Linked DNA regions of Homo sapiens: region 1 is linked to region 2. A link is a loop called in an ENCODE intact Hi-C map of the cell type or tissue named here. Cell type or tissue: heart right ventricle. All regions are shown on one strand.

Region 1 (8,000 bases), 85 kb after region 2:
AGCTCTTGTTGCCTTGTTGCCTTTTGACATCTGCTTTCATTAAAGTCAGTGCATTTTCTTGCCTGTGTCTTCCTGCAAGGACACTGATGTTAATCATGCCAAATTGGATCCATTTCTGAGGTCTGCTGCAGGAAGCAAAATACTGAAATTATCATAAAAGTAAACCATTATTCTTCAGTTGTTAGAGCACATCATCAGAACATAAAATTGAAAACAGAATTTCTATAGTCCAATAGCTTATGACTTTTGTGCCGTATGTATTTCAAACATTTCTTGCACAGACCTAACCAGCAGACAGAATAATGACTCTTTAAAAACGAAAGAATAAGTCCTTGGCCTGTGGCCAGAAGTAGCGAAAGTGTGTTTCTGTGCCATCCTGCCCTGCATGGCTCAGGTTTCTGGAGTCAGCTCTACTTTAAGTGATTGCTGGCATCATATTCTGGTTAGCCCTAAATGGAGCTTTCCTATTAAAATACATGACTGCTGAGGTCTAAAGTACATTGAATATTCTTATTGATCAACTTGAAGAAAAAATGTTAGTATAGAAATGTCATCTATTATGGAGTTGGCCAATTGAATATTGACTATGTTTTAATGTGGTGTGAGGTTTATTTTCTCCCATTTTTTCCACAGGTATAATAAAGTGGTTTAAAAAGATAAATAAAAAAAATTATTTCTATGGTAGGCATGCTTTTGACTAGTTGTCCCTAATTATTGCAAGCTCATTCTTTGTGTTCAAAGGTTTAATTTTATATATTCCAGACGATTCAGAGAGATTAGCCACAGCTTATTTAAACAAAGAAGACACACACAAAACAAAGCGATAGTTTTTTTTTGTTTTTGTTTTTTTTTCAGAAAGAATTCAGTTGCTTACTTTTCTTAAAAACATCTTTCCCATTTCATTGAGGCAGATTTGGAAGTCAAACCAGAAACTTCAGGCTCTACTACGATGGCAAGCACTTTGTTGGGGAGAAACGCTTTGAGTCCATCCACGATCTGGTGACTGATGGCTTGATTACTCTCTATATTGAAACCAAGGCAGCAGAATACATTGCCAAGATGACGATAAACCCAATTTATGAGCACGTAGGATACACAACCTTAAACAGAGAGCCAGCATACAAAAAACATATGCCAGTCCTGAAAGAGACACATGATGAGAGAGATTCTACAGGCCAGGATGGGGTGTCAGAGAAAAGGGTAAGCTACTATGAAACCACACTTTATCTTTTTCTGTTTGGGGTTCTTTTAAGAAAGCCATTATTGCCAGAAGAGATTGATTTATCCACAGTGCTTTGGAAAGTATATTCATTTTTCTTAATGTCTAGTTTCTGTGATGCTGAGCTTTGCATATAACTAATTCTTGTTCTATTAAAATATGTTAGGTAAATTTTTATATTCCTGGTTGTTTTCTGTTTTATCAGTTTCACAATTTTAAAACTATGTTGGAAAAATGGCCCCTAATAAAAAATAGTTCAGGGGATTGGTCAGAAGCATAACTCCTGGTCAAGAAAAGATAGCTACTATTACGTAAGTAATTGAGGGGGTTGCATTATCTCTCAAAATTACTTTTTTGTTTTCCTTAAAGATAATTTACTTTATAAATAGTTGTGTTCTTAGCAAGATTTTATGTGTGTGTGTATATTATGTGTGTGTGTATGTATACACACACATTTTGGGAGTCAGTCATTCTTGAATAGGAGGAGGATTTATCTCTTTATAATCTGTTAAGAAGTAATTGAATGAGTAAGATTCACTTTTACTTTTCCTTAATTATAAAAGACAATTAATTCTAAAAGACAATTTAAGTTTTTTAGCTGTCATATTTTAGTTGTGATATATTTCAGGTTAACATAAAAGTTTTAATTTCTTGGCATTAAGATTATTTTACTTTTGAAAATTGCCACCAGCCTCCTCCTCACCCCCAAGAAAAAAGTAAGAGATTTTCCTGATGTTTTATAGTGTGTGACATTTAGTTGGGGGCATTTTAGGTATTGTAATTGGAACTGTGTCAATTCATTTTTATGTTTTTAAGAATCTTCAATTGCTAAACCAAAGAAATGCAATAGGTCTTGAGCTCGGATTCTATGCAAGATTTGTGTGCAAGTTGTAATACCTAATTTGTCTGTGCTTTTGATTGTCTTATTTGTAAAATTGTAATAATGGTCAAATTGCTGTGAGGAGTGAGTGAGATAGCAAGCGTAAAATGCTCCATCAGCACTTGGCACATGTAGACACTCAATGTAGTTTGGTGGTAATGTTATTATATAGCAGCCATCTGACCTCAAGGCAGCATCCTCAAATAACTTCCCATTACCTTAGAGTATTTGGGTACAGAATGGAAATAAGAAAGTTTGTGTCCAGCTCAAATTTTAGTTTTTGGCAGATCTTACATTGGCATTTTGTTGCTACGGAGAAAACAACATTTAAAAGGATAAGCTGTAGAAAATGTATAAAAATTGTTTTTTTATATATTCATATTGTTAGGAACCACAAATCTTGTTTGGAAGTAGCCAGAACTTAAAATCCTTAATACCTGCTGTATTTAATATTCTTTTCATGGTCTAGTTCCCATTTTCTGACTATTGGTTGATTTTCCATTTATGGCATTTTTTAGTAATGCTTGTATTTGAATAATACTGACATTATATTCTTTGCAGATTTGCTAGAACATTCTAAGTCAGCATTTGTGAAATGTTTAAAAATGTGTACATGTGAGTCTTTCAAAATTGATCAGCCTAGTGAAAACCTTTGTTAATGCATTCTGAACGTGCTTTCCAACACCAAGGGACTTTAGCTAAAGACACTTAGCTGTTTAACATTAGGCAAGTCATTTGACTTCACCAGGCCTTGGTTGTCCCCCAGTCAAAGTGGAACTGATATTCACAGAGATAGTAAGCTGAGGTAGATACCTAGAACACCCTTGTAGCTCCAGGAGTCATGATTCCCTGTGTATTCTAGCAACTTTCTGTACTGAATTCCCTGGTCTTGTTTTGTGCTGGTGGACAGCGATAGCTACTGAGAGTGAAATTGCTGGCACTGGGAAGTATCTCTCTGCGGCAGTACATAATTAAGAATCATTTTTAAAATTACTCTTTGCTTTAAACCGCATGCATCTTAAATCTAGCTGGCTTAAAATCTACTCACTCAAAAATAGATTTATTTTATTTACAGGTGTCATCCAACAGGACAGGGTTGATGACCTGTTCAACAGCTTGAAACGTTGATTCCCTGTCACAATGGATGACATTTGTAAGTAAAGACAATCATGTTTAATTGATTTAAGGTATCTATTGACACTAGTATGGTTTAATAAATATTTAATGGGCCCTTAATAGCTAAAACCCCTCTTGTCTGTGAATTCTTTACCTCAGAGGCCAAAAGTGTTGGCTTTGCAGGAATTAGCATGCTGTTGTGGAAAGATACTAGTGTTGGAATTAAGAGCTATGTTCTAGTTCTACAAGAATGAATTTTATATGTCACTTTGGGCAAACTGCTTTACTTTTCTGAAACTGTATTTCCCTAGCTTTCTGGGAAGGCTTTGGACTAGGTGGTCTCCAAGATGTGGTTCTTCTAGTCTGTGATCCTTTAAGGAGTGTAGGTATTGTAGAAGAAGGACAACAATAGTACCAAAAGGAATACCTGATATGGTCCTGAGAAGTGAGGTCTGCTTTTAGTTTATTCACCAACTAATTGTATGACCTTGGGACAGTCATCTCACCTGTCTGGACTTCAGTTTCTTCATATGAGATAAGGCATTTTCTACAAAACAATAATTATACAGGATTTTAATAAATACTGCAGAAAGGGTTCTATGCTCAAATAGGTTTGATGAAAATTTAAGTTTTTTTAAAAGTTTGATCCTGGCCGGGCATGGTGGCTCACGCCTGTAATCCCAGCACATTGGGAGGCCAAGGTGGGGCGGATCACCTGAGGTCAGGCATTCAAGACCTGCCTGGCCAACATGGTGAAACCTCGTCTCTACTAAAAATACAAAAATTAGCCGGGCGTGGTGGCACTTGCTTGAAATCCCAGCTACTAGGAAGGCTGAGGCAGGAGAATCACCTGAACCCAGGAGGCGGAGGTTGCAATGAGCAGAAGTCGTGCCACTGCACACCAGCCTGGGCAACAAGAGTGAAACTTCGTCTCAAAAAAAAAAAAAAAAAAGAATAAATAAAAAATAAATAAAAGTCTGATCCTTTCTATAGGCCTTCTCTGCGTTATTCATGACTTAATATGATTATGACTCTATAAGAGTGCTCTCATACTTATTTGATCACCCTGCCATTATTAAGAACATTTTTGAAAAATAATGTTTCATGAAACCCACTTCGGGAAATTTTGAACCAGATAATTTCCTAAGGTCTTTCTTTGTTTTAAAATAGAAAGATGAGAATTCCAAGTGTTTTTATTTTTTTGTTGCAGTCCTAAAGGTGTAAGTTGTGCATCTGAGCTTTCGGGAAAGGCTTGGCAGGATGGTTTCATGGCCATGAAGGTTTTTACCATGAGGAGTGAATCCTGAAGATTCTTACTTGTCCCTAGGATCTGGTGTGAAAAATATTTTTTTTCCAAGTGATAGCTATGTCATTTTTCTCATTAACTATTTCAGTTGCTTCCTCAGCCTGAAATATCAATTGGAAAACACTGAAATAGATAAAAATATTTAATCATGAAATTGCAGCATCTTGAGAAGCCAGACTTTCTTCCCTTCTAAAATGGCTTAAGTTAGCAGTCCAGACTGGCCAAGAGCCCAACTTTTATTAGTTACTTCTTTCTATTTATCTTGGAACTGTATTTGAATAGTTTGGTATTCCAAGTAGTGAATACAATATGTTTATGTCAACAGATACTGGACCAATGGCTGAATGCAATAGTTTTAATGATAATTTTACACTTAATAATATAATTTCAATTTCCCCAAACCATACTTTCGAAATGTCTCACATAATTGTTAATAATATAAGCTATCAAACAAATGATATAATTTGCATTTCTGAAGCCATACTGTGAGCCAGATCTCTGAATCTAGGCAGGATGTCTTTACTTTGGGATTTTGTTATCTAAGATCTAAATCTGTCCCACATGTAAGGATGCCTGAGACATCAAGGGTGTACAAAATGAATTTTTTTATTTTATGGAACTTTGACACACTAAATAACCTATGTGTGTCTGTGTGTGTATTTTTTTTCTTCCCCTCTAAGCTTGGAATGAATGCAGTGCTTGGCACATTGTCATATTAATTTATTTTTAAGGAATTTCTTTAACATTTAAGTTCCATTTTTGAAGAATTCTTTTGGGATCTCCAGACTGTGTGTTGTATTGAAAAGCCTTGTGAAATTTTAAGTTGAAATGTAATTGGGTCCTTGCCCAAAACTGCCATAACTACTTGAATTCTTTGGATACCTCCACAGAATGATAGGAGTCTTTGTTCCCTGGAATAGCAAAAGGGGCATGGTCAGTCTGCTTTGTTAATTGGCTTAGTCTCTCACAAGGCAAGTCTTCTAAATGTTTTTACTTTGCTTCAAATATAGGCCATTACCTGTATCCATGTAATCTCAGTGTAGAAATCAGCAGTAAGGTGATACTTAATCACGAATAAAGGTAACAGTACCAGAGGAGTGCATGGCACAAAGAAGTTTGCAGAAAACTGTTGATTTCTTAATTTTGTGCCTTCCCAGTCTTTTGGGCCTTTTTTGTCATTCCTTGTTCATGCTCAAGCTATGCTTCTGTTTTTGTTCTTCTCCCTCTTAACCCTGCCTTTTAAAATCCACTTCTCGCTCTCCCCCAAGTTTACATGCCTAAGTCTCCAATGTGGCTTGTTCAAGGTTAAGATCAGTTGTTCTGGGATGAACAGGCTCTTAGAGATTGCCAGTTATGCCCAGGGTTACTGATTTGCATTAAAAAGCCAGTTTAGTAATTTATGAGGAAGACTACAATTTCTGCACAGAACTTCTCATAGTGTGTTTATCCTGTATAAACAGCCTCCTTAAGAAATCAAGTAAAGTCAAAAAAAAAAAAAGTATATATTAGTCTGTGTGGTCTTGAACAAGTCCTTAACCTCCTTAAGTCTCAAGTTGCCCCAGTCTCTAAAATGGGGATTATGGATACCATTACTCTGGTGAACAGGAGTATTGCAAAGATTTTGTAATGTGGCCTTCCTAGTAAATGTGAAGCATTGCATGAAGAATTATTGCTTTCTGGGATCAGAGTAGTCCCCAACCAGGTGCCCATTCCTGGGTCTTAGTACTGTCCCCCTAGCTTTTGCTAGGAATAGCATGTTCAGATTTCTCTTTAAGATCCATCTTTTGAGTGCTTGAACTGCTCTTTAAGTTCACAAGATTGTTATCTTGTGTTAGGAGCAAAGGGCTCCTAATTGCTTTATGAAGAAAGCAGTTTCTCTTTTAATAATATGGTGATAGCTCTATCTCTAATCAGGAAACGTATGCCTTTGTCCAATAATTCTCTAATGACTTTTAAGGCCAAAATATATTATTTTCCTGTGGTATTTGCATTTTAGTATCGAACAGTATTTTAACTCTCCTTTGCCTGAATGTAAGACAAGTCAAGCTTTCTGCTTCTATGCCTCTCAGTGAACTTTTATTAAACCTGCACTCCATCTTGAGCCCATTAAGATCTTTCAGATTTTCTGTAAGTCTGTTTAATATCTTTACATTTCATTTTCTAAATAGTCTTTCATGAGCCATCTACACAATTTCTTCTTGATATTCAGAAGTTATGTTGGATCCTTTTTTGTTTGAGGTGGGGTCTCACTTCATCACCCAGACAGGAGTGCATTGATGCAAACATGGCTCACTGCAGCCTTGACCTCCTGGGCTCAAGCGATCCTCCTGCCTTAGCCTCCCAAATAGCTGGGACTACAAGCTGTGCATTACCATACCTGGCTAATTTTTGTATTTTTTTGTAGAGATGAGGTTTCTCCATGTTGCCCAAGCTGGTCTCAAACTCTTGAGCTCAAGTGATCTACCCACCTCCGCCTCCTGAAGTGCTGGGATTACAGACGTGAGCCACAGTGCCTGGCCTTATGTTGGAATTTAAACAAGTTAAGAGCAAGGCAGGAATATTATCTCCATTTCTTCTTCAGTCTCCTGAACTAACTTATCTCCTATCAAAATTAATTGCACTTAATTCAGCATTTATTGTATGCCTCCCATTTGCAAGGAAACAGGCTAGGGTCTGGAGGAAATAAAAGATGTTGAAGATTTAAGCCCTGTCTCAAAGAACTTACATTTTAATGTTTCATTATTTCTCCCTATTTAATAACACTTAGGCATCTTGAAAGCAGGAGACAAGCTTCCTTTATCATCTGTATATTATCACAGGCATTAAATAAATACTAAGTTGGACTCACTTTGATTTGAGTTTGCCTTTATCATAGCCCAGCAGACCACAGAAAACACCTTTGTAGATGAGAAAACTGATTTTTCAGAATCACGAATAAGAAATTAATATGAGATTCTGGCATTCCACCGCAGTTTCAAGGCTTTTTTCCCCCAGTATTGTTTCATTTGTGACTCGACACCTTGAGTTTTATATGAACAGTTGTTGACTGACTACATAAATGACTTTTTAAAAATGAGTTCAGCCAAATCCAAGGTCCTAATGGAAATCACTCCTGAGACTGAGAAAGAAAAACAGTCATTCAGTTTGATTTGCTACTACGTATTTTTCCCTTAAAGAATTCAGAATCCTTAGAATATCCTTGGGAGGTGGAGAGGGTCATTCTTCATTCTATGGTTAAAGCATCAGAGGTAGAAAACAATTGTCTTTTGTGACATGAAATAGTTCGTGAGGGTGGTGGCTAGATGCTCCTCTTTAGGGCTATGTTCAAAGCAGCCAAGATGGTAAGTGACCAAGCTCATGGCCATCAATTTTGTGTTGGGACCATCTACACCTTACCAGAGAATCCCATGCTGTAATGATTAAAGAAAACTCAAATGGGGCCCAGGAAATTATTTGTGTGAATCTCATCCATCCTTCCA
Region 2 (8,000 bases):
TTCGTTGTATAATAGAGAGGCCTTTCTCCTCCTGGTTCTAGGAGAGAATAATACTCCAAGACCATAGGACATCCATTACATGTAATAAGGTAACTTCTCTCCTGTGCTTCCAGAAAGAGTTTGTTATCTCCCATACTTGGGAGAACTAAGAAAACAGTCACTTGAAACATTATCCAGGCTTGCTTTAGAGGAGGAGAAAGGCTGATCTGGAGATCACTACTGTTAACCCTTCTAGTGTGTGTCTTTCTAGTTCTTTCATCCTCTCTCTCCCTGCTGTGTACACATGCACATACATATACACAGGAATATCTTTTCTTTCATTTATAAAAAAATGAAAAAATTCTCTGACAAGGTTGTACTGTACATACGAATTAACTTAGGCTTATTTTGATCTCATCTTTTTCTTTCATTTTCATGGATTTGTTTATGTTTTTACATCAAGTCTCGAGGAGAATGTCTCACACAGAACCTAGCTTAGACATGAAGCTTCTCTCCCCTTTCCCAGGCCTTGCTGCCACCTGCAATTTTCAGTTCCTTACTTTGTGCTCTTGTGAGTCGGCTCCATGAGTTGTGCTTGTTGTCTTCTGTCTTTGGCTTTCCTGTTGCCTGGTTTGCTTTCTCCGACTCTTGAGAAGTGAGCTGGACCTGACTACAGCATTCTTCTGTCCTCAAATAGCTGAGTATTTAATTGAAAGAACATACAAACCAGAGAAGAACTCATAGTGCGTTATTTGTGGATGGCTCCTGACAACTCAGCCCAGGTTCCCTCCAGGGCCTGAGTCACAAACTTTCCTCAGTATATCTTTATTTCAGCCACTCTGCATTGTTTGCAGTTCCTCAAACATGTACTGAACTTTCTTGTTTCTGCCCTCTTTTTCACTGTGTTCTCTCCTCTGTTTAGTGTCCTTCTGCCTGTTATTCGCAGCCCCTTTATTTTAAAAACCATCTATCCTTTAAGAGTCTTGTCGGATAATACCTCTTCTGGTATGTGTTTCTTGACTCTCTGGCCAAAAGTGATTCCTTCTTTCCTTCCATTCGTTCATCAGTTCAGCAAATACTTACTATAGACCTATTCTTGCCAGGCATTTAGACAAGACAATGTTTGTAAAACTTCTATTACTCTTACTTTATTGCCTTGTTTGTGAATAATATCCATCATATTTTTGTTACTGCCATTGAAGGCACAAACTATATCTGGACCCGCCTCGTAACTGACACCCTCACCCATAGAAGGTGTTTCATGTGTAATTACTGAATGAATGAAACTTTCTGATTATTTTAACATTTCTGTGTGCCAGCATAACTGATATTTTTATAAAATTATCTTTTATATTAGGTATGAAAAGTATTACTGACACTTCATGGCAATGGAGAAAACCTTTTAATAGATTTTATGGGTATATACTTAATTTAAATAGTCGTACATATCATGATAAGGATATATGTATATAATAATAATAATTATTTTTTGAGACAGGGTCTCGCTCTGTTGCCCAGGCTGGAGTGCAGTGGCACGATCTTGGCTCGCTGCAACCTCTGCCTCCCTGGTTCAAGCAATTCTCCTGCCTCAGCCTCCTGAGTAGCAGGGATTACAGATGCATGCCATCATGCCCGGCTAATTTTTGTATTTTTAGTAGAGGCCGGGTTTCACCCTGTTGGCTAGGCTGGTGTCGAACTCCTGACCTCAGGTGATCTGCCCCCCCCCCCCCCCCCCCCGGGCCTTCCAAAGTGCTGGGATTGCAGGCGTGAGCCACCGTGCCCAGCCATACCATGATAAAGATATTTTAAGCAGCTATTCTTAAGTCATAGGTTATCTGCTTCTCATTCTCAGTCATATTCTGCTGATGGAGTTTGACAGGTTCATAAGCTGGGTCTGGGCGGATTTTCTGACAGAATCAAAAAGAGGTGTTGTGAGCGCTTGAGACCTTCAGCTGAAGGCAATCACAAACATTTTCGGAGTATTAGCCCTGGATAACTTTGAACAAGCTGCTGTTCTCTGCCAAAAGAACACACAATTTTCTCTCTTTTCTCTTCCTAATTTTTGTATTTCTTCTATTAGATGAAATATTTCTTCTTTGTTTGTTTGTTTGTTTTTGAGACAGAGTCTTGGTCTGTTGCCCAGGCTGGAATGCAGTGGCGTGATCTCGGCTCACTGCAACCTCCGCCTCCCAGGTTCAAGCGATTCTCCTGCCTCAGCCTCCTGAGTAGCTGGGATTATAGGCGCGCGCCACCCCGCCCGGCTAATTTTCGTATTTTTAGTAGAGACGGGGTTTCACCATGTTGGTCAGGCTGGTCTTGAACTCCTGACCTCGTGATCTGTCTGCCTCGGCCTAACAAAGTGCTGTGATTACAGGCGTGAGCCACCGCGCCTGGCCCTCGATGAAATGTTTATTAACCCCACTCTATCCCATATCCTAGATATGCCAAGGAAATTACGGTTTAAAATACTCATTCTCAAAGCATGGTCCAGGGACTCCTGAGGGAGATTTTACAAAGTTAAGACTATTTTTGTAATAATACTGAGACATTATTTTCATCACTCTCATTCTCTTGCTAGTATCTAATTGAATCTTCTAGAAGCTACATGGCATGTGGTATAACAACAGATGTAGATATGAGAATCCAGCTGTCTTGTATTAGGCTAGACATTAAAGAGATTTGCAGAATGTAAAACAATTTTTTTGTTCTGAAAAATATGGTTATTTTTCATAAAAATGTTAAGATATAATAGGCTTATTATTTTTATTTTTTTAATTTTATTTTTATTTTTATTTATTTATTTATTTTTGAGACGGAGTTTCACTCTTTTTGCCCAGGCTGGAGTGCAATGGCGCAATCTCACCTCACTGCAACCTCCGCCTCCCGGGTTCAAGCGATTCTCCTGCCTCAGCCTCCCGAGTAGCTGGGATTACAGGCACCTGCAACCATGCCCGGCTAATTTTGTATTTTTAGTAGAGACGGGGTTTCTCCATGTTGGTCAGGCTGGTTTTGAACTCCCGACCTCAGGTGATCCACCCTCAGGTGATCGGCCTCCCAAAGTGCTGGGATTACAGGTGTGAGCCACCACACCCAGCTGGCTAATTATTTTTAAATGAATTAACAAAAAAATATGATTCAAGTTTCTGCCTGCCTGCCTGCCTTCCTCCCTCCCTCCCTCCCTCCCTTCTTCCCTCCCTCCCTTCCCTCCCTTCCCTCTGTTCCTTCCATTCCTTCCCTCCCTGCCTCCCTCCCTCCCTTCCCTTCCTCCCTTCCTTCCTTCCCTCCGTCAGTGTCACCCAGACTAGTGTGCAGTGGCACAAACACAGCTTACTGCAGCCTCCACTTCCTGGGCTCAAGTGATCCTTCCACCCCAGTTTCCTGTGTAGCTGGGACTACAGTCACGCGCCACCTGATTTTTTTTTTCTTTTTGTCTTTTTTCTAGAGACAAGGTCTCACTTGTTGCCCAGGCTGGTCTTGAACTCCTGTACTCAAGTGATCCTCCTGCCTCAGCCTCCCAAAGTGCTGACATTACAGGCATGAGCCACTGTGCCCAGCTGTGTTTTTATTTTCATTTTTTTTGAGACGGAGTCACGCTCTGTCGCCCAGGTCAGAGTACAGTGGCATGATCTCGGCTCACTGCAACCTCTGCCTCCTGGGTTCAAACGATTCTCCTACCTCAGCCTCCCGAGTAGCTGGGACTACAGGTGTGCACCACCACGCCTGGCTGATTTTTGTATTTTTAGTAGAGACCAGGTTGGTCTCGAACCCCTGACCTTGTGATCCACCCGCCTTGGCCTCCCAGAGTGCTGGGATTACAGGCATGAGCCACCGTGCCCGGCCCCAGCTGTGTTTTAATTTCCAGTGTGGCTAATATCAATAAATATTAAAAGCTCTTTAGAATCCAGATTTCTGAGACCCAAAAGATTGACAGCCACTGGTTTATAAGATTTAAAATATTTAAGATAACAGAGAACACACTTTCTAAGAGATTAAAAGGTAAAGTCCTTTTCATGTAGTCCAGGTATCTTCAAACTGGAATACTTAATCATACTTAATCATAATGGATTAAGCTGGTTTTCAGTTGTTGGACATTTAGGTTGAGTACAGTATTTTAGTCTTTAAAAGTAATATTGTGATATTCTTCTGTATTAATATTTTTCTAACATCCTTAATTAATTGTTTACAATGAATTTCTAAAAATAGAACTGCTGGGTCTAAAGGTATGCAGAAGGAACTGGCATGACCTGTTACACTCTCATGTTTTTTTCTATTAATCAGCAGGAAATTTATTATGTTCCTTTTTAGACAGTCTCCGCCTCCAAGTTTGAGCCCCAGGAGGCTTTCCCAGTCCCAGAGTCATCCCATCTGCCTCCAAATGCCAGAAAAAGAACCAACTACACTATTGCTCTTCCTTCCCATCATCATTTTTTCTCAGCATTTAAGACCAGCCCTGCACTGTTTGGCAATAGTTGCTTGAACTGCCACTAGGATCCTGTTTCTGGTCAGACCATGGCCCAGGTCACAGCAGTCACCGCAGTTGAAGGTCAAGATTGCAGTTTTTTAAAAGTTCATTTTCTTTTACTGAAGGATTTAGTGTACCAGGGAGGCTGAGGTCAGAGACACTTCCAGCATCCACCTTAGGCTGTGCCAGAATCTGTCCTACCTGATAAACGCAGAAGCTTTTTGTGTGACCTTAGATCACCAGTTTCAGTTATTCCTTCTTCAAGGCCATTTTATTTCAGGAATGTCTCTGCCTCTTCTTGCCAGTGGGACTTGGCTTGAGCTATGAGTGTCTTCTGTGACAGAACTCTTTAATTTTGAATCTCAGGAATTAAAGATTGGGGTAATGTTTCTTCCTTTTCAGGAAGATTTAGCGTCCTGGAAAATTGGTCCTCCTGCCTTCAGCAACTAATTCTGCATATCAAGAGATTGAGGCACTTTTTCCTAAGCCATTCAACTTTCCCCTCCCAGTGTCCCCTCCTCCCCTGAGTCCTAAGGACAGTGGCACCTACCCACTGGTCAACTAAAGGAACATTCAAGCCGCTTTTCTCTCAGCAAAAGGATCCACACCAGTGATCTAAGGTCTCTACCCATAAACATAAGAAAGGCCAAAATAATTTTTAAGTGTTCTCCTTCAAAGAACATCTCATCTAATCTCTGCCTTAATAGATACCTGTTACACAGTTAAGCTTATGGTATATATAGCTAATTGCTCTCCAGAGAGGTTATGCCAGTTTAGACTTCTACCAGCAAAAAATAGATTGCTAGGAAAATATATTTAAAACCTAAACAGTGCTCTTAAATGTCATTAATTAGAATTGTTTTAATATTAAAAGAAATATTAAAAGAATATTAAAAGAAATTCAAACTTTTCCCCTAATATTTCTTATTTTTTTGCCAAATACTAAATTTATTTGGCCATGATTGTGATCTGTAGCATCTTGAATAATGTCTTTTATAACAGAGCAGGTGTACATGGAAGACCAAGATAGTAAGAAGGGAATACATGGCTGAAATCATTAACAGCGGCTTGAGGCTAATATGGTAATATTGTGTTTTCAGAATAACTTTTGGTGAAGGCAGGAGAGGGTTCTTATTTACTGAAGGTCTCCTAAGTACAAGGTGCTTTATAGATGATACCTAATTTAATTCTCAACAACAAACCTATGTTGTTACTATTCCCATTTTAGATGATATTGTTATTCCATTTTATAAATAAATAGATTAAGATGCAGAGAGGTAGTAAATTTTCTAAAGTCACAGAGCAAGTAAAGGTTGATGTTCCCTAAGAAAGCGCCACCTAGCACTAAGTACACAGTTCTTAGAGTAAGGACTTTGAGAATTAGCCTTTCTTTCTCACCTTCTCCAAAGTCAGAATGATCTCCGGGAGGCCCTCACGGCTCATAGGTGCAGCTTTGCACAGGGTCTGTGAGGCGTTAGGGCCAACTACAAAATCTCCAAGACTTCCCTCACTTTTGACACCAACTGCAAATTGAGTGGGGGAGTTCCCCAACCACCTTCATGGACTAAAATTCACTAGAAGGACTCAACAGAACTCACTAAACATTACTTACATTCATGGTTATTGCCGGGAAAGGATACATATTAAAATCAGCCAGGGGAAGACAGGCACAGGACAGCGTCCAGGAGAAATGCAAAACACAGAGTTTCCATTGTCCTCTCTCCTTGGAGTCAGGACACATGCCCACCCTCCCTCCCTCCCTTCCTTCTCTCCTCCTGTCCTTCCTTCCTTACTTCCTCCCTTCCCTCCCTTTCCTTCCTTCCTTGGTGCCCAGGCTGATCTTGAACTCCTGGGCTCAAGCAGTCCTCCTGCCTCAGCCTCCAGAGTAGCTGGGATTACAGTTATGTCGCTGGCTTCTTCTTGCATTTATGTGTGATGATCCACGTGGGATATTTCCAACCAGAGAAGCTCTCCCGGCCTCGGTGTTCAGAGCTTTCATTGGGGCTTTATTGCATAAGCATGGTTGATTGACTGTCCATGTGGTTCCTTAACTGATACCAGTGACCCAAAGCCCCAAGTTACTCTCTGGCTGGCCCCAGGCAAACAAAAATTATCTTTGAAGGCAAGGTCTAGACCTCTTCTGAGACAAGATTAAATTATTTACTAGATAGGGTCCCAGTCTCATTGAGTGCTCCCTCCCTTCCTAGCCCCTCACAGTGGATCAGGAGGTACCTGGTCACCACCTCTTATGGTTTGGAGCCCCACAAGGAAGTGGAGACACACATAGAATATGGGTGTCCTGTTATAAACTGGAAACTCGCTCCACGTCATACTCCTTAGGATTGAATTATAATAACAGCAGAATATCAAGGAAATAATAACATGACTTGAATGCTTACAGGCAAATTTTTTCTAGTATTAAAAATACAATTGAGTTAATTATGGTTTACTTATTAAGACAAACTTCAATATAATTAACTGCCCCCCCCCCCAACACACACACCCTAGCAGAGGCATTGTGGTCACTTGCAAATAATCACAGAGAAGTAAAAAATTTGAGTCATATGACCTGCCTGTTCCCGGCTGTGGCCAAGCAAGGCAGTTCTCCGCCTTGTTTCAGCTCTCACGCTGTAAACAAGTCCTCTTTTCATGGTCTTTTCAGGGCCACACTTTTTTACATTTTTGTGGGATTTTATTGTTGTTGTTCTTAGTGATTTTGCCATTTAAAATGGTCCCCAAGCCTCGTGCTAAAGTGCTGTCTAGACAGTGTTCCTAAGAGCAAGAAGGCTGTGATACATCTTTTGGAGAGTATGCATGTGTTAGATAAGCTTCATACAGGCATGAGTTCCAGTGTTGTTGCTGTGAGTTCAGTGTTAATGAATCAACGGTATATACGAAATAAGGTGTCTTTAAAGAGATACACATATAACACAAGGTTATGTATTTAATGGTTGATGAAAATGTTGTGACCAGAGGCACACAGGAACCTAACCCTGTGTTGCCCCCAGGAGCAGTGGTTCAGTATTTGCTGCTAAATTCAGTGTTCGAGGTAACTTCATAGCATATAATTACTGTGAATAATAAGAAATGACTCTATTTGCTGCATTATTTCATTCATTATTCATTTATTCATGTAATCTGTTATTCATTCTTTTTTTTTTTTTTTTGAGATGGAGTCTTGCTCTGTCACCCAGGCTGGAGAGCAGTGGTGTGATCTCAGCTCACTGCAGCCTCTGCCCACTGGGTTCAAGCAGTTCTCCCTGCCTCAGCCTCCTGAGTAGCTGGGGTACAGGTACCTGCCACCACGCCCAGCTAATGATTGTATTTTTAGTAGAGATGGGGTTTCATCATGTTGGCCAAGGCTGGTCTCGAGTTCCTCACCTCAGGTGACCCGCCCCTCTTGGCCTCCCAAAGTTCTGGGATTACAGGTGTGAGCCACCACGCCCGGCCTGTTATTCATTCTTTGAGCAGACATATTTGTGTGTGTGTTTTGTTTTTTCATTTTACCATCATATATTCCTTCTCTGATGCTCTTTCTTTATGTAGATTTGAGTTTCTG

The links. Hi-C counts contacts between places; a loop is a spot of excess contacts. Peaks named below come from ENCODE experiments on the same cell type or tissue, not always from the same donor. Only the 100,000 strongest peaks of a DNase experiment are listed, where the experiment ranks them.
Region 1: a loop joins it to region 2, with 1.9 times the contacts of the local background. A loop is called at or near these places in 2 of 110 quality-filtered maps.

The regions. Positions count from the first base shown.
Region 1 is chr2:174,871,040-174,879,039 of GRCh38, reverse strand. CHN1 (chimerin 1) reads left to right here. Exons shown (of 13, transcript NM_001822.7): 6 at 912-1,200. Among named protein-coding and RNA genes, the nearest start is that of CHRNA1, 110 kb to the right of the region's middle. RefSeq lists a silencer at 185-479. In heart right ventricle, no CTCF peak of the experiment used is centred here; no DNase peak of the experiment used is centred here; H3K4me3 peaks cover 474 bases.
Region 2 is chr2:174,956,380-174,964,379 of GRCh38, reverse strand. The region is part of intron 1 of CHN1 (chimerin 1); the gene reads left to right. Among named protein-coding and RNA genes, the nearest start is that of CHN1, 45 kb to the left of the region's middle. RefSeq lists an enhancer at 1-326. In heart right ventricle, no CTCF peak of the experiment used is centred here; a DNase peak (open chromatin) is centred at 4,343; H3K27ac peaks cover 1,102 bases.